2 separate regions of the Homo sapiens genome follow, and region 1 is linked to region 2. The links are chromatin loops, found by intact Hi-C in ENCODE. Cell type or tissue: OCI-LY7. All regions are shown on one strand. Each heading gives the region's core, and the rest is flanking DNA. Links, peaks and the distances in the headings are about the cores only. Region 1 has its middle 200 kb from the start of LINC02195. Region 2 has its middle 50 kb from the start of LINC02195.

What was found. Hi-C counts contacts between places; a loop is a spot of excess contacts. Peaks named below come from ENCODE experiments on the same cell type or tissue, not always from the same donor. Only the 100,000 strongest peaks of a DNase experiment are listed, where the experiment ranks them.
Region 1: it touches region 2 in a loop (14-fold over the local background); 2 of 110 quality-filtered maps call a loop at or near these places.

Annotation. Positions count from the first base shown.
Region 1 is chr16:26,790,984-26,800,309 of GRCh38, reverse strand. No RefSeq gene overlaps it. Among named protein-coding and RNA genes, the nearest start is that of LINC02195, 200 kb to the right of the region's middle. In OCI-LY7, for the core only: CTCF peaks have their summits at 4,714 and 4,914 (motif pointing right); a DNase peak (open chromatin) is centred at 4,939.
Region 2 is chr16:26,640,841-26,650,166 of GRCh38, reverse strand. No RefSeq gene overlaps it. Among named protein-coding and RNA genes, the nearest start is that of LINC02195, 50 kb to the right of the region's middle. In OCI-LY7, for the core only: CTCF peaks have their summits at 4,136 and 4,349 (motif pointing right); DNase peaks (open chromatin) are centred at 4,366, 4,826, 6,876, 7,986 and 1 weaker place; H3K4me3 peaks cover 107 bases; H3K27ac peaks cover 5,424 bases.

The DNA of each region.
Region 1 (9,326 bases), core at 976-8,975, 150 kb before region 2:
TTGGGAGGCTGAGGCAGGAGAATTGCTTGAACCAGGGAGGCGGAGGTTGCAGCAAGCTGAGATCGCGCCACTGCACACACGCCCGGGTGACAGTGCAAGACTCCATTTCAAATAAATAAATAAATAAATAATAAAATAAAATAAAAATAAAAATAAAAAACCCACAGGGAAGACATTCTTTGGCCCTGCCCATCCTCCAGCAACTTCTATTTTGCTTGGTCCTTGAAAGAAAGGCCATTCTTAACTGTCTTCACTTCTTTTTCTTTCCCTCACTCCTCAAAGACTTCTGTTCCCACATTCCATGGACACTTCAATTGCTGTCACCCATTTCCTCTCCCTGACAATGGCTAAATCCAATAGGTGCTGCTATGTCCTTGCACTGGTTGACAGCAAGGCCAGCATTTGACGTTGCTAATCCTCCTTGCATCTTGTCAGCCTCCAGGTTCTCTCTGCAGTTGCTGTGAAATCACCAAACTAGGACTCTCCAGGCTGGTCCTGTTTTCTCAGCGCAGTGATGGTGTTGGATCACATACTCTCCCTGATTTCCAAGCCAGGATATGCTTTCTTGGTCACTCTCCTTTTTTTTTTTTTTTTTTTTTTGAGATGGAAGTCTTGCTCTATCACCCAGGCTGGAGATCACGCCACTGCGTGATCTCGGCTCACTGCAAACTCCACCTCCCAGGCTCAAGAGATTCTCGTGTCTCAGCCTCCTCAGTAGCTGGGATTACAAGCATGGGCTACCATGCCCAGCTAACTTTTGCATTTTCAGTAGAGACCGCGTTTTGCCATATTTGCCAGGCTGGTCCCGGCAAACCTCAAGGTCTGCCAGGCAGACCTCAAGTGATCTGCCCATCTCAGCCTCCCAACATGCTGGGATTGCAGGCGTGAGCCACCATGTCTGGCCCACACTCCTTCATCTGGTTATTCCTTCCCAGTGCGTTGCTGGGTCTCCTTCTACTGATCTGCAACAGTTGGCCTTTTCCATGGTTGCAATCATCAGTTTCTCTTCTTTTGGCTCTGCATGTTTTCACTTTGTAATATTCTGGCTCTAACTTCCACTGGTCCCTTCATAGGTCCCACACATCTCCCTTCAGCCATGAAAACTCTTCATAAACACCTAATTTCTTAGGGGGTTTCTTCCTATCTGAGGTTGCACATATATTGTTACCTTTAACTCATCCACAAGTAAATTCACTGTCTCGTCAACTCCACAGTGTGGTCTTCCTCCTGCATCACTCTCGCAGTGATGGCAGCCCCCATCACTCACCCAGGGACTAGACAGGGTGCCAGGGTAGGTTCTCCCATCAATGGATTGCTGGGCTGTAAGTTCGAATCCTTCGTCTTTGCTCAGGTGCCGCCCCAGGCTCCTTCCAAGTCCCCCTGCCTCTAGTATTATTTCCTTTTAATGCACTTTCCTCACTGCTGCTAGAAAGAGCTTTTCAAAACACAAATCTGACCATGTCTTTCCTCTCTCTACAATCTCCACTGGCTCCCCATTGCCCTTCCCTCGAAGTCCTTTCATTATCTGGTCATGCCTACCTGTCCAGTGCCCCTCTTGTTGTTCTGCTGTGAACATGACACCCTGGCTGCATAAACCATCAGCAGTTTCCAGAAAGTGGGCTACTCTTTCTTCCTGTTACATCTCTGCTGACATTGTCCTGCACCTCAGCTTGTCCTCCCTGCCCAATCATTCCCCACTCAGACACTTACTCATCTTTCAAGACTCAGCGACAGCGTTTCCTCCTCCAGGAAGCCTTCCTTGACTCCTGATTCCCTTCCCCTGTGTGCCTCCATTGGCCTTTGCCTCAAAGCCTCCCCAGTGCATTTACTCCAACTGGCTAAGAGAGCTTGGGGATGTGAGAGAACTCAGATTTTGCCTAATCTTCCCCTGCTTCTCAGGACAGAGGGTCCCTGAGAGCATGTGGGGATGGCGCCAGAATCAGATGGCTGCTTTTCCAAATCACAGGCCTGTGGACCCGAGTTCCAGGACAAACCTGGAGAAAGACAGCACAGGAATCTAGTTGGTGTCCTGTCTCTGAGAAAAGAGACCCAGCCCCACCACTGGTTTGCTGTGTGGCCTTGGCCCGGTTGCTTAACTTCTGTAGCTCATCTCTACAGGGAGGCAGGTGGACAGCAGGCTCTCAGAGGTTCCTTCTGCATTTCAGGCTTTAGGCTTTAGGGAAGTGGCAGCAGGCTCCCGTAGGGGTTAGTTGCTTGGCCTGCAGAAGAACAGGATTCAAATGCTATCTCTGTATGGTGGACACCGGGAAGTACCGCTCAGATCTCCCTTCACGAAAGGACCCTCTGTGCAGCTGTGAGGAATGTGCCTAGCTATTACCTCCTTCAGGATCTGCGTCAACTTCTGATGGGAGGTCCTGTTCTTTTTGGAACAGCCTCTAGTCCTAAGCAAGGTGGTGGTAGCCTGGTCTGGCAGTTTCCACTCAACCCGGGACTCTGATGGGCATCCTTTGCTTTGCAGCTCCTGCATCCAACCTTGTGAAGCCTACAGAGCTGTCTGAGGCTCCAGCTTCCTGCCTCTGCCTCTTTCCTTTCATAGGCATTATCTCCTCTCAGCTCCTTGTCTTCCAACTCTGTCTCAGCACCTGCTTCTTGGAGAGCCCAGATGGCCTCACTCTGCTGTGTCTCAGCTCCTTGACTGCACCCTCTCCCGCCTCAGTGTGCTCATCTCTAAACTGAGCTAATAACACCTAACTTATAAGATGTCCTGAGGATTACATGAGTCAATGCATATAGGTTGACATCTATCTACATGCATTGACTTGTTTGTAGATTGGGCACAGTCTCTGGCATATGGAAAACACAATGCGTGTGGTCTTTGTAAAATTGTATTAAGTATTTTATTAAAATAGTAGTTTAAGTGCACCTCAAGGAACCAGAGAAGCATGTGTTGGAAACCCTTGCTAAGTCATCTCTCCCGCTGCGATTTCTTTCATGGCATTTCCTCTGCCTGAGGTCTTCCTTTGGGTCTAGTGTTCAGGGGTCTGAGCCTCCCTAGGCTGACTCCAGCTCAATACAGAGCCCCCAGAGGCCTGGAGGCCTGGAGTGGAGCCATGAGGAAACCGAGATGGCAAGGGACAGCGTTTGGAGGCTGGGCTGACAAGCGTTTGCAGGCTATCTATGAGGCCGTTCCCAGGAAGGATGGCTTCAGTTCTGCCCTGGAAGTGTTGCCCAACCCGTATTGCCGATCCATCTCCTGAGCTGTCAAACATTTCACTGGCACCTGCCTGGGTTGGGAGACAGTTTATAAGCTGTGTTTCTCCCTCACAATCCTGCTGCTCCATTGCTCTAGCATTTTGAGTTGTACCTGCTTGAGGACCTGTCCCGTGACTGTGTGTTTCAGCGGGGGTCAGGATGGGAGGTGGGGAGGGAGGGCGAGCAAGAAGAAAGGGATGAAAGAGAGCCTGTAAAAATGCCACATCATAGAAACAGCACTCTACCCCTGAGATTTTCAGTCCTGGAGTTTGCTTCATGACATCAGTCTTCCTCGGGAGTGTGCATATATATAAAGAATGAAAGTAGGCCAGGTACAGTGGCTCACACCTCTAATCCCAGCACTTTGAGAGGCCGAGGAGTTCACTTGAGGCCAGGAGTTCGAGACCAGCCTGGACAACATGGTGAAACCCTGTCTCTACTAAAAGTACAAAAATGAGCTGGGTGTGGTGACAGGCACCTGTAATCCCAGCTACTTGGGAGGCTCAGGCAGGAGAATCACTTGAACCCAAGAGGTGGAGGTTGCAGTGAGCTGAGATCGCACCACTGCACTCCAGCCTGGGCAACAGAGAGACTCCATCTCAAAAAAAAAAAAAAAAGAATAAAAGCAGACAAGGCTTAGGGCTCTTAAAGTCAGTGGATGTCAAGGTCAATTTGAGAGCCTGATGAAGGCGGTGGCCCCAGTCTTGAGAAAAATGCATCCATACCCAGACTCTTTCCTGCTGCAGAACCTTCCTCCTGCTGCCCTGCTGGTCAGAAGGCTCCACACCCACTCTGCCTGTCTCACTTCTTGTCACATCCTAGGTGTCGGCTCACCTATTGCCTCAGTAAGGCTGCCCTGAACTACCTAGTTATTCTCTTGCATAGCATCCTCCTTTTTCTTTTAAAGCATTGATCACCATTTATAACAATATATTCACTTGGTTGTTTACATATTATCTGTTTCCCTGCTACCTGCATGCTCTAGTTAAGTAGGGACTGCATCTGTTTCCTTCAGCAATATATCCCCTGGGTCTAGCACAAAGTAGAAACCCAATGTGTATTTGTTGAATGATGGATGGATGAATGGATGGATGGGTGGATGATCAAATAGCTGTCTCTGAATATGTTTCAGGGCAAGAATATGAGAATGAACTCATCACCTTAAACAAAGCATAGGTCCCTCCTCCAACCTCACAGTACAGTCCTGGCCTTTGACACAGCTCATGCTGGCCCCATGGTCTGTGGTGCTGGTCCTCCAAACTTTTCTGGGAATGTTACCCTTCTTGTGTCTCCTCTCCCCAACATGCACAGACCTGGGCATCAGCATCCATCTAAAGGACTTACTCCTTTTATTTCCTAAGACCCTCCAGGAAACTGTTCAAACTGTGGGAGGAGAGCTTCAATAATGATTGAATTTCCCTCCAGCCTGGGGAAATGGGGGGATTAGAGTCAGATTTAATTTGATTTTAGACAAATAAAGTACTGTGACATTTATTGCACACCTGAATTGCTGGAAAAAAATTCTGGCCATGATGGGATGTTCACAGGGCTGCCAAGCAACAGTCGTGCAGGGCTGTGTCTTGTATAAGGGACACAGCATGGGGCATCTTGCTTGCAGTCAGAGTGGGGTCAATTTTGCAGGTTCATCCAATATCAGCATATGTCAGTCTACCAAGTCCTGTGCCTGTGGGGCTACAAACCCCTAGGGGGTGCCCTTTTCTAATTCAGAAAATGCTGTCTGTTCTGGCACCAGCCTTGGGTGGGGAGAAGTGTGGAGGAAGCAGGCAAGGACGGGTGATGATGTGTCCAGGAAGTTGTGGTGTAGTCCAGCCTTGAGCTGCAGGTAGCCTGGGCCAGTGGCGGGAGGGTCTGGGACTGCAGGTAGATGGGTTAGCCTCAGAAGGATTCAGAGCATGGGGAACAAAGTGAGATTATATCTTGTTTCTCATGGTCCTTTAGTCCTTTGGCTTCAAAAGCCCTCATGTACTTTCATATTTTACCTTTCTAGACAAAGCAGATGTACAACGTTGTGATCAAGTCTGCTCGAGTGTCCTCCCTCCCAGGAGAGGATATACCATCCATTTGTTCATTTATTCATTCATTTCTTTAAAAATACTCCTTAAAGTCCTGCTCTATGCCAGTTTCTGTCTTAGGAGCTGGAGATGCAGCAATGAACACATCAGACAAAAATGCCAGCTCTTGTGGAGCTTAATTTCCAGAGGGGGAAATAAACAGTAAGCACAAGACATCAGAAAAGTATTTAAGGTGATTAAAAAGTGACAAATGCCATGGAGGAAAAAAAGAATTGGATAAAGAGTTGTAGGAGTGTTGCAGAGAAGGGGCAGTGGCAATTTAGATGGGGTGACGACAATGAGCTGCATTGACGTGATGCTTGCACAAAAACGTGGAGATGAAAGAGTGAGCCATGGAGGCATCTGGGGGTAAGATCCTTCCAGGCAGTCAAAGAGCCAGTGCAAATGTCGCAACACAGGACAGTGTCTGGTACAGGACTTACTACATTCATTATCATTTTCTATTTTATGTCTGCTTCGCAAAGTGGGGTACCTATAACTCCTGGGGTTCACCTCCATTTGTCAGGAGAACACAGGAGGTTTCAGGATAAACAAGGCTCACTTTGCTGGAATCTCAATTGTATAAAACTTCTTTTTATTTATTCATTTATTTACTTATTTATTTATTTCAGACAGTCTTGCTCTGCTGCCCAGGCTGGAGTGCAATGGTGTGGTCTCGGCTCACTGCAACCTCCACCTCCCAGGTTCAAACGATTCTCCTGTGTCAGCCTCCTGAGTAGCTGGGGTTACAGATGCCTGCCACCATGCCCAGCTAATTTTTCCTTTTTTTGTATTTTTAGTAGAGATGGGGTTTCACCATGTTGCTCAGGCTAGTCTTAAATGCCTGGGCTCAGGCAATCCACCTGCCTCAGCCTCCCAAAGTGCTGGCATTACAGGTGTGAGCCACCACGCCCAGCCTTTTTAAAATTTTTTATTTTTTGAGTAAAACTTTTTTTTTTAATATGAAGAGGTTGAATATAAAAGTTTTATGCCTATTTTCATGTGAGAACATGAGGCTTGCAAGAAATATCATGTTCACATTCATAGCTCATTTCCAACTCCTCTCCAGAACTTTCATCTCAGTGGCATGAGATGGTTGTACTCTGCCATCTTGGGCACTTCGGTGGTGTCTTAGTCCATTTGTGTTGCTAGAAAGGGATGACTGAGGCTGGGAAATTTATAAAAAAAGAGGTTTATTTGGCTCATGGCTCTTCAGGCTGTACAAGAAACATGGTGACCACATCTGCTTGGGCTTCTGGAGAGGGCCTCAGGCCGCTTCCACTCATGGCGGAAGGTGAAAGGGAGCTGTTGTGTGCAGAGATCACATGTGAGAGAAGGAGCAGAAGAGGGAGGGAGGTACTGGGCTCCCTTTAGTAACCAGCTCTTTCAGGAACTAATAGAGCAAGAATTCACTGATTACCATTAGGACACACCAAGCCATTCATGAGGGATCCACCCCAATAACCAAAACCCCTCCCATTAGGCCCCACCTCCAACACTGGGGATCACACTTCAACATGAGATTTGGAGAATCAAAGGAACCACACTACAGCCATGGGAAAGACAGAGATGCTGGGATTTACACATCTGTCTCCCTCACTAGGCTGTGAGCAGAGCCCATCTTTTTCAGATCATTACTGCCTGTGCTGGATATCTTGCCTGGAACATAGAGCATCCCAGATAAAGAGAAGTCCTTCCCCTGTCTTCCTCCTTCCAGGTGAACTGCCCCTACCCCTTGGAGGCCTGGGCTCAGCTCTCTCACTGTAAAGGTCTCACGGACTCACCTTCGTGAAGGTGCCAGGTGGGCAAGAAAAGTGCATGACATGGGCCAGGGTGGAATATGACAGGGGATGGGGAGGACTGTGGCAAACTGGAGAACACCTGGTCAGTGTAAGGGGAGAAGCTGCTCCTTACCTCCATGAAGACCCGTGGGACCAAATTTCCCAGTTCTTTTGGTTTTAAGAAAAGTTAAACATCTGATTTTTTTTTTAAATATAGACAATGATATTAAAATGTCTGTAGGGGCCGGGCGTGGTGGCTCACACCTGTAATCCCAGCACTTTGGGAGGCTGAGGCAGGGGCAGATTGCTTGACCCCAGGAGCTTGAGACCAGCCTGGATAACATGGCGAAATCCTGTCTCTATAAAAAATACAAAAATTAGCCAGGCGTGGTGGTGCATGTAATCCCAGCTACTCAGGAGGTTGAGATGGGAGGATGGCTTGATCCCAGGATGTGGAGGTTGTAGTGAGCCAAAATCATGCCAATGCACTATAGCTTGGGTGACAGAATGAAACCCCATCTCGAAAGAAAAAAAGTGTCTGTAGGTAAAATTTGAGGAGATGGGACTTGCAAATACACCCCCCAGAGACCCAGAGCAATGGGAAGAGCCCTCCAGGGATCCCAACTGAGAAGCTGAACTCTGGGCAAGGCCCAGCAACATGTGGCCAGAGCCAGCCTGAGCAGACAAGACACCTTTGATGCTTGGCCACCTTCAAGAGTGAGTCTCCTGAGGAGCGGGGAGAGTGGCAGAGCTTCCAGCTAAAAAATTCTAGTTCTTTATTCAAGAACTGAGTCTAGGGGTACACGTTAGAAGCATATTTATAGCAATCTCTACTTGTAAGAGTTTAATATATTTAATTTTAAAAGGGGAACTCATTGTCTTACTAAAATAAGACATTTAGGAGGCTATGGGTTCAGGTATGGCTGGGTCTAGGTGTTCAAAAATGTCCTCAGGAATCTTCCTCTACCCTCTGGTTCTGCTTCCCTCTACGTTGACTTTAGTATCATGGAGAATTTCACTGCAGAGTGCCTAGTTGGTTGTCTGCAATGTCATGTTTATATCCTACCAACTTAGCAACCTTAGTAAAAACAGTATCTTCTTATGGCTCTCACAAAAGTTCCTGGTTTGGCTTTGCTGGGGCTGGCTTGAGTCACATGCCCACATGTAGAGCCTGGCAATGGGTCAATCTCCTTAGAACTACATGGACTGAGAGTGAGGGAGGGAGCCCCCAAAGGAAAATCAAAATGTATTTCCAGAAGAGGTGAAGGGATGAAGGTTGAGCAGGCAAAACTACAGGGTTCTCGCTGCACTCCTCAGACATGGGGCAAGAATTCTCAACTTTCCAGCCAGCATGTGACACTCTTTCTTCCTCCTGCTTCCTATTTCCTCTTGACATCCATCCCTGTGGCCCTTCCTGGGGAGGAGACACCTGCTCCCATCTCAGCTGGGGTACTGATTGCCTGTCAGAGCCCTTCAGAGCCTTGATACTGGCATTTCATTTTACATGTGATATTGCAGGCTCCTGGCACTCTGCCCTCCAATGCTTCCACCCCTGCCTCCCAGCAGCCACTCCCCGGTTCCCTTTTCTGCAACAGAGATGATCTAGCTCATGTGTGCTGACTCTTGCCTGCTGAGTTTTTCTTCTTTCTACCTCTTCTTTAGACTCATAGTTCCTTAATTCCCCAGTGAAGATCTGAGAAAGGCTGCCATTCTAACACCCTTCAGGCCACGTAGTGGAGATGTTACTTGCTGTATCCTTGGGATGGCAGACCTGGCACAGTCTTTATAGGATGAAACCCAAGACTCTCAGGGTGCGCACATACACAGGAGGATCCCTTGAAGCCAAATGGGCTGACTGGGTCACACAAGGCTGAGCAGGAGGCCAGAGGTTACTGCCGGGAGGGCATTTATGGTCCACAGCACAGAGAAGGGAAACCTGGGCGGAGCCCAGTGGACTCTCTAAGTTGAAGAAATAAGGTTGGGAGTCGGGGGAGGGCGAAGCAGCTAAAGTTCTCAGGGCAAAGTACTAGAGTTCACAGGTCAGAGAGTAGGGAGGAGGAGGAGGAGAAGGAGGAAGACGAGGAGGAAGAGGAGGAGGAGGAAGAGGAATACGAGAAGGAGGAGGAGAAGGAAGAGGAGGAGGAGGAGGAGGAAAGAGATCTGGAGTTTAGTAAAGGACCCTTCTTGTCTTCAGTTGAGTCATGATCAGCCCATGCATGTCAGGAAAAGGAAACCATCAGAGATCAAGGAAAAACCACTT
Region 2 (9,326 bases), core at 700-8,699:
AAGGCACATGCCCCCAGGCCTGGCTAATTTTTTTTTTTTTTTTTTTGTATTTTTAGTAGAGATGGGGTTTCACCATGTTGGCCAGGATGGTCTCGATCTCTTGACCTTGTGATCTGCCCACCTCGGCCTCCCGAAGTGCTGGGATTATAGGCATGAACCACCGTGCCTGGCCCCTGGCTGCTTTTGAACAGATCACTTGCAATTCTTTGAACAAGCCAATCTTTTTTAGGCTTCCAGGCCATTGCATATACTGTGTGGTTTACCTGATTAGCTTCCACTTAATCCTCAGGTTTCAAAACAAATAGCACATCCTGTAGGAAGCCTTCTCTGACTTCTCCTTTCCCCTGTGTGGGTTAATTGCCCTTGTTTCGTGTTGCACCTGGCATCTCCTGCTTCATAGCACCTTTTCACTGCAGTTAGGTAAGACCCGATAGAAAGTTAGATTGTGGGAATGGAGGAGAAGCATGGAAGAATACAGGAAGAAATCCAAAGTCTTGGTATAAAAGACAGAATCTTGCTTGTGTATGAATTTTATATCCACATTTGCTTGTAAATGCTTAAAATATCCCTGGAAGGATACCCAAAAATTCAGATCACACTTGTTTAATTCCAGGAATGAATTACACTCCAAAAAATGAGTCTGGACTGTAGACAAGATGCTTGTGAAAGGAGTCAGGGCTGGGCAGGTGGTTTGGTTTGGGTTCCTCTAGCATACACCCTGAGACCAGGACTTGGATGTAGGTAGTTTTTCCACAAGGTGATCCCAGGGAGCCCAAGTTGGGGAATGGTGAAGGTGAGACAGGGAAGGAAGGAAATCCAATAAGTGTTGCCATTCATGAGCAGGTCACTGCTGCAAGCACTTGGGGTTCAATCCTGCTGGGGTGTCTCTGAAGAACTACCTCAGCATCACACCAATGGGGCTTGAGAAGGCTGGGCCACTGTCTACTGTCTACTGACTCCTTTCAACCACTCCTGTTGTTTACACCTCCTGTTTGTGCTATAGCAAGTCCTATGGTGGATGGTGCAGAAGGCTAGGCATAAGCCTAATACAGCATAAGGCATAAGCCTAAATGCTTATGGCTAGATTGACACTACCAGAGGAGAGGGGAGTCTTCATGTTTTCTACTGGAGACTGAGGTGGGCAGTTGTTGGCCTGCTTAACAGCTGGGGACCCCAGGAGGCAGACGGCACACAAAGAGGGGCATAGATAGCACCTCCTCTGGGTGGGGTCAATAAATCCACTGCAGCTCACATTGGCATGGGATCTGTGTGCTTCTGCTGCTGATGCTAGAGGCACCGTCCTCAGAATCCACCTTCTGATAACAAAGAGAGCTGTGGCAGCCCAGTCTTCCTGGAAACGAGCATGAGCATCATTTTGAGGCAGATAAAGGAGGGATTACCACCTCCCCTTTTCAAGATGAAGAGTTAAAGCTCAGAGATCTTATGTCACTTGCTTTTGAACACCCAAGTCCTGCTAAATCAAGACACTTAAAAACATCCCAGTTGTTTTTTTTTTTAAATTATGTCTTAGATGCCAGGACCCAGAAAACATCTGCTAAGTACACATATTAATGAACCAGTGCTTCCTTGTCTCCATGCACAGATGTGAATGGGAACTTTAGGTTGTTCTTCTTGCTAATCCCTAGCCAGAGTTTCATGGGCAATGACTGGAATTTGTGTGCTAGCCAGCCATTTCCTAGAGTTGACATTTTTCAGCATCAGACAGAAAGATGCTAATGGGTGATAGTTTCTTCAGATACATGAAAGTCTCTAAGCAGAATCAAAGATGCCTCCTCTTTGCATAGTGGGAGCTCCATGGCACCAACTCAAGTCCTGGCAAACACTAAGTGTTGCTAATGCAACCTAATGGGCCATAGCAGCTGAGATACCTGGATGCTGTGAATTTCAGAGGGATTTCCATGTGCCCGTTCAGTGGGCTGAGTGGACCCAATAAGGATGTAGTGGTCACAATTTGGACTCTTCTTTTGTATTGTCCTTCTCCTGCAGTTCCTGCTGGACCACGACTGTGTTTATACTCTGTCACCTCATCCTCCTGGCTGTAGCTGATTAGAGCACTGGTGAATCATGAGATTTAATCCTTGACTGGGATGATTGAATGAGGGTCCCTCTGGAGACTATGAAGTAATATATACAGAAACTATAATCAGGTGGTGGTGCTTGGACTGGAAGGCCATACGGAGTCAGTTCAGACCTGGGGACTTTGCAATTCAAAAGGAAGTCATGGGTTTCAGTAGGAATTCTTTCTACCGTAAGTGACAGAAAATTAAAAACAAATTAGCTTATACACAAAAAAGGGGATTTACTGGCTCAGGCAACTGTAAAATCCAGGCTAATGTAAGCATCAGGTGTCACTTGATACAGGGGCTCAAATGATGTCGTGCAATCTATTTCCCTGTCCTACTCCATGTGCTGGCTTTATTCTCAAACAGGATTTGTCTTGGTCATTGGAAGATGACTCCAGCAGCCCCCAGACCTATCTCCCTTATCTTGAAATCTCCTTAGTAAAGCGAGGCTTTCCAAAATACCCCAGCAAAAGCCTCTCTGCATCTTATTAACTGTAGGTCAATGGGACTTTAACCAAATCATATGAACTGACAAAAGGGAAGGAGAGGATCCCCAAACATCTGGAAGAAGAATGAATGTGTGGTGAGTAGTCCACATCACCATTACTAAGTGGAGGATGGTTTTATGCAGAGAAGGAAATGGAGCTGGTACCCAGGGCAAAACAGAAATTAGAAAACCATGGTCATATAGGGAGGCTAGCGAAGGAGAGAGGGGAGGGAGGAAAGGAGTGATAAAGAAACTCCCATAGCGTCTCCCTTTCTTAGTTTTATACTGTCTTAGTCTGTTTGAGTTGCCATAATGAAATACCATAGACTGGTTGGCTTACAAACAACAGAAATGTATTTCTCACAGTCCTGGAGGCTGGGAAATCCAAGATCAAAGCATTGACAGGTTTGGTGTCTGGTGACAGCCTGCTTCCTGGTTCATATTTGGCTGGGTTTTTTGTTGTTGTGTCCTTACATGGGGGACGAAGCAAGGCGGGGGGTGGGGGTCGCTGGATTCCCTTCTATAAGGCCACTGCTCCTCTTCATGAGGGTTCCATCTTCGTGACTGCATTTAATCCTAATTACATCCCAAAGGCCCCACCTCCTAATATTAGATTGGTTCAAATGTAATTGGAGTTTTTGCCATTAAAAGCAATGGCCATTTAATTTGCCATTAAAGGTAATGGCAAAAACCGCTATTACTTTTGCACCAACCTAATACCATCACATTAGAGGTTAGGCTTGAACACGTGAACTTAGTGGAGGGCTGGCAGGGGGCAGTCACAAACATTCAGTCCATAGCATATTCCATCCCCAGATGTCCCATATGGAATTACCTTTGTGTCCTTATAAGAAACTCCCCCCCTTTTTTTGCAAAGTGGATTCTGTTTCTTACCACCACTACACCCAAACTCAGACTGAGAAGTGCTCAGTTACCCTGGCCACAGGCACAGATGGCTGGATTGACACTACCATGAGGCAAACCATGTGTCTAGATGCACTTTAATAGATGAATCATGAGCATTAATTTCTCAAACTGCAATTGTCTCCCCAGTTACTAAGCACTGTTAGTCCTAATTAACCAGTTTGCAGGCAATTTTTCAACCTATCAAGTAGAGAAATAAAATAATGAACCCAGTTGAGGAGGAGTGGAAAGGTGGTGAGTTCACTGGGGAACTAGTGTTTTATTACCAATTCCACTCATGGTTGAGCTGCAGAGGGTTTTTTCTTCTTTATTTTATTTTATTTTCCTTTTTTTTTGCCACCTTTCCCCTAATCATACCTTCAAGTCAGGAGAATCCTGTCAGGATATTAAGATGAAAGATGCCTCTAAGTTTCCCTAATAAAAGAGCTCGATTTAATTCATGATTACACCCAGTTAATTTGGATGCCTTAATGATCCCGTTTGCAGGGAAAAGAAATCAAATGAATGTGTTATGCCCACCTTATTTGATAGCATCTCAAAGGAGTTTCTGTATTAGGAAACAAAATATTAAAAACCTTATTGCTCTGTTTCCAGATGTGTGTTTGGACGCTGGCATTCTTTCATTTTGATGACTTGAATCAACAGGAAGTCTGAAAGGAAATAAAGGGGCAAACCAGCTCATTAAAATTCCAGAAGTCCTAAGTCCCTCATTATACGGCCTTGTCTGGTTTTCCACTTTCCCCTTCTCCCGCTGCTGCCTGGACCACATACAGCAGGTGCTCAATAAATGCCTGTTGAAGAAAGGAGAGCTCCCCTCCGGAGCTCAGCACTCCCGCCGCTGCCCCACCTTGCTGGCCCCTTGGGGGCGCTGCTGCCTCTCAAACACTTGGCGCAGATCTGAGCCGGCTCTCTCTGTTCCTGGGTTTTCTTGAGCAGAGCTGAGAGGCTGACATTTCCACAAAGAGCATCGCTGAAAATGTGTGAGAAGCTGGGGAAATAAACAAGGAAAATACATGACTCTATAAAATATCCATGTTTCCATATGAACTCCAGAACTCTAGTCAAGGTGGCCGAGAGATTTGCCAGACTCAACTTTTTCTGGCTTCTGGCCACTCCTAGCTCTGTCTGCATCTCCCCTCTCCAGCTCCACGTGGCCAGGGCTACCTGTTTTCCGTGTTGAAGGAGCTCTCTGCTGGGCACTTTCCCTACCTCCTAAGATTGTACGAGAAAAATCTTCCTCTTTCATGAATTCAAAGGCTTTGAATTTGCCAGTCACATGTCTGGCAGCTGGTGTCAGCTGTTGGCTGAGGCATCTTGGTTCTGCATGTGGCCTCTCACGTGGTTTACTGTAGACCAGCTCCCTCATCAGTGGTCTCAGAGAGGAAGCCTCAGTGCACAAGTACTCATTACACTTCTGCTGGCACCAGGTTTGTACATGTACCATTGGCCAAAGCAAGTCACAAAGCCAAGCCCAGAGTCAATGAGGAGAGGCACACACAGAGTAATGGATGCATGATGCGCTGGGGTCCTTACTGTAGCAAACTACCTAGGGCAGCATGGTAGTGGCCAGTCAAGTCATTCTCAGTGGGACCCCTACCAAGTGGTTCGAGATACTGCAGTAAATGCTCTGGTAGGGTGACTGGTAGAAACATTTACGAGATTGGTGCAAAAGTAATTGTGGTTTTTTGCCATTAAAAATAATGCCATTAGGCCAGGCGCGGTGGTTCACGCCTGTAATCCCAGCACTTTGGGAGGCCGAGGCGGGTGGGTTACCTGAGGTCATAAGTTTGAGACCCGTCTGGCCAGCATGGTGAAACCCCGTCTGTATTAAAAACACAAAAATTAGCCAGGTGTGGTGGCACATGCCTGTAATCCAAGCTAGTTGGGAGGCTGAGGCAGGAGAACTGCCTGAGCCTGGGAAATGGAGGTTGCAGTGAGCTGAGATCACGCCACTGCACTCCAGCCTGGCCAACAGAGTGAGACTCTGTCTCAAAAAAATAAACAATAATAATAATAATGATAATGCCATTGAAAGTATTTGTTTATTGGATCTTTTTAGATTTTGTTGATCTTGTGGGACCTGAGAAAGAAAGAAAAATCTGTGGGTTATAGAGAGGCCTGCATGCTATGTTCTGTGTACAGGCCTTGCTCCCTGTAGCCCAAGGGGGATGGGAGTGAGAGGAACCCATCTGAGCCTCGACTCTGCTGCACTGGGAGGGAAATTCTTGTAGGTCTCTTCTGCATCTGTGTGGGATGTAGCTCCTTTCTGGACCTCATCTCAGGGGTAATTCTTTTTAATAAAAAGAAAAAACAAAGCCCTGTTGAACTAGGTCGAGATAGAATGTGTATGAGCACATTTGTGTGCTGAGAAACTGGATCCACTATACCAGTATCCTAAAGATGGGAGGAATTACAGTCAAGTAAGCTGGTAGAAGACAAAGGTCTCTGAGATGGGACCACCCATCTTCTCTGGGAGCTTCTGTGTTATTTTATATCTATGTGACTGATCACCTTAGCGTGTGCTTGTGTGCATGTGTGTAAGTGTGTATGACAGCGAGAGAGAAAGGGAGAAGGAGGGAGGAAGGGAGAAGAATATGGAATGTGTACATGAAGCAGATATTGCTAGTTCTCCCAGCACAGTCCCTCAGCCCACCCTAGACTGTAACCTGCACAGAGTTCCTCCCTGTAGCAGTCCCTGGTGCCCAGCACATCTCTCCCTTAGCCATTTCCCTGAGGGGGTTTTCATGCATATGTGGGGTCAGACCAGAAGCACCAACAGGGTAAGCCCACAGGAGGGATCCTCCACCCTGGAATTGGTGCATAAACGCTGCAGCCTTCTTCTCCCTCCTTGGGACAATTCTGAAGCACGTCCCACACTGTCTCAGAGGATCCCAGCAGCACTAAGCTTCAGCTGCCCACAGCAACAGTGCACTTATTAGCACACACTCTGTTGGCTTTTCTCTTCCCTGACTCACTTCTCCACTCCCTCATCAGGCTTCCTGGGATCATCTCCCAAATAAACTGCCTGCACTCAAGAACTTGACTCAGAGTCTGCTTCTGAGACACCAACTGGAGACAGCAGAGGTGGGTATAGTGAGATCGTCTGTGTGTTTGTGAAACTATTTTATTCACAAATTGAGGAAGATGTGTGTGTGTGTGTGTGTGTGTGTATGTGTGTCTAAGAGAGTGAAAGAGCAGCAGAGGGTGGAGGGAAGAAGAGGAGGAGGAGGATAGAAGGAAAGAGAGGAGGGGCAGGGAAGAGATGAAAGAGAAGAGAAGGTGAAATCTGCTGACATCTTGAGCACCCACCTATGCTTCTTGGACCTATGAAATGTCACTTCCTCCTGAAGGTGGTTCTGATCCCCCAAACACAGATCCCCACTCTCAGCTCAGTAGGATTAACCCCTCCCCACATCCTGCCCAGACTATCAGGGCATTTGAATGGCAGCTGTTTTCAGATCCATCTTTTTATTCTTTGGTCCTGAGTGCCTCATTTGACCCTGGCATGTAAACTGTGTCAATGAATAAATGAAAGGAAGATAGAATGGAGGAACAAATGTCAGCAGCATAAAAATAATTGAAATTTGAAAAGATTTAGATGCTTTCAGAGGAAAAAGCACTTTGGGAGGTCAAAGTGGGCAGATCGCTTAAGCCCAGTTTAAGACCAGCCTGGACAGCGTGGTGAGACCCTGTCTCTACAAAAAATGTGTTAGCCAGGTGTGGTGGTGTGTGCCTGCAGTCCCAGCTACTCAGGAGGCTGAGGTGGGAGGATCACCTGAGCCTGGGGAGGTTGAGGCTGCAGTGAGCCAAGATTGTGCCACTGCACTCCAGCCTGGGTGGCAGAGAGAGAGAGAGACCCTGTCTCAAAAAAAATAAAAAAATAAAAAATAAAAATAAAAAAAAGGGTAAGCTGGATAGTGGCCCTGGGGGCTCAGATATCCTCACACTCATCTCCAAGCATTCATCTTGATGAAGAGGGACAGAAAGGGTGATGATAGTAGTGGCAGGAGGGGACAGGCCCCTGAACCCAAGTTGTAAGAAGCCCTCCTACCCTCTCTGGAGTTAACTGTTGCAGACACAGAGGGGAGCCGCACTCCCTGGGCAGCCTCCAACCCCACCTCCCTTTTTAAAGTGGTTCAATTCCCTTTTTTAGAGTTAGTGGAGTAAGCTGATAATTAAGCAATTAAGCATCAAAGGGAGGCTCTGAGAGCCTTGCCACTTGTTCAGAGAAAAACAGGGGAGAAATCACAATGGAGATAAAGGACACTTAATCTGAGCCCTCCTTTCAAAGGCTGTATGGGTCCCAGGGTGCTGGGGCTCCGGAGGGTCTAGTGTCCATGTCCAGAGAGCTGTGGATGTGGAGGTGTGAGCAAGTCCTGGACATACCCCAGCCTTGGGGGACTTGGCTTCCAAGAGGTGGCATGTCTACCCCTGCCACTGCATGGCTAGTGTGGACATGAACTTCCTGTTTTGGTTTGTTTGTTTTTGAGACAAGGTCTTGCTTGGTTGCCCAGGCTGCAGTGCAGCAGCGCAATCATAGCTCACTGCAGCCTCAACCTCTCAGGCTCAAGCGATCCTCCCACCTCAATCTACTGAGTAGCTGGGGCTGCAGGTGCGCACCACTATGCCTGGTTAATTTATTTTTATTTTTATGATTTTGTAGAGAAGAAGTCTCATTATGTTACCCAGGCTGGTTTTGAACTCCTGGGCTCAAGCAATCCTCCCGCCTCAGCCTCTCAAAGTGCTGGGATGACAGGCATGAGCCACTGCGCTTGGCCGAGACGAATTTCTTAGACTGGGATCGGAACAGTCCTGGAGGTCCTCTGGGCTGTGCTGGCGGGCTAGAAAAACATAGCCCATCTTCCTCCTGTATTGAGATGGTATATATTTAAAAATAACTTAAAACATCATTTTTAAACCTAAAACAAACATTTCTTTGTTAAAAACATTCTGTGCTGGGCACTGGGAATACAGCAGGGCATCAAACAAACAAAATTCCTGGCCACCTGGAGCTTCCGTTCTAGTTGGAGGAGACAGATAATGAAAAGATGAATATGTAAAGCATCCAGAATGTTGGGGAAGGATTCGTATAATGCAGAAGAATGAGGCAGGGGAGGGAGATGGAGGATGGGGGTGTAACTTTAAATAGGGCAGTAAAGAAGGCTTTACTAAGAAGGAGAGATTGCAACGTTAAGGAAACAAACCTTGTGAAGATGCCCACACCCATATTCATTACCCTTGCATCTCTAGTCACATTACCTGGACAGTCTTGAAACTGGTTTCTCTGTGTCTGGTTCTTCTCCTTTTGTTCTGTCCTCTGCACTCCAGCCAAAATAGCCTGGACCCATTCAGACCTGAGCACATTACTCATCTGCCTAACCTCCAAGATGGACCCATCCAAAGGGGGTAAGAACTCAGATGTCCACAGGCACTAGGCCAGAAGTGAAAAGTGGGTGCAGTGGGCAGAGTGGGGGCTGTGTCAACAGAAGAATGCAAGATGGGTCTAAAAGGACACACGTTCTGCAGCCCCAGTCAGTAGCAGTGAATAAATAAGGGCCCGGTGCTGCCAGATTTTGAATTTTTCAAATGAGAACTGACATTCAGATGGTTATGTAAGGTTCTTGTCACTTACAAATATTGGTAGTTAATTAAAATAATTTTTCATGGGTAGGTAGATGGGGAGGGGGAGGAATATATCCAGTCTTTATTCTCTTTTACATCTTCACCTCCCTCCCTACCTTTCTTGTGTTTTCTTCTTTCCCTTTTCTAATAATTGAGGGATGACAAATTGCTACAAATTGTCACTAGACTTCAATCAGAGGAAATCAGAT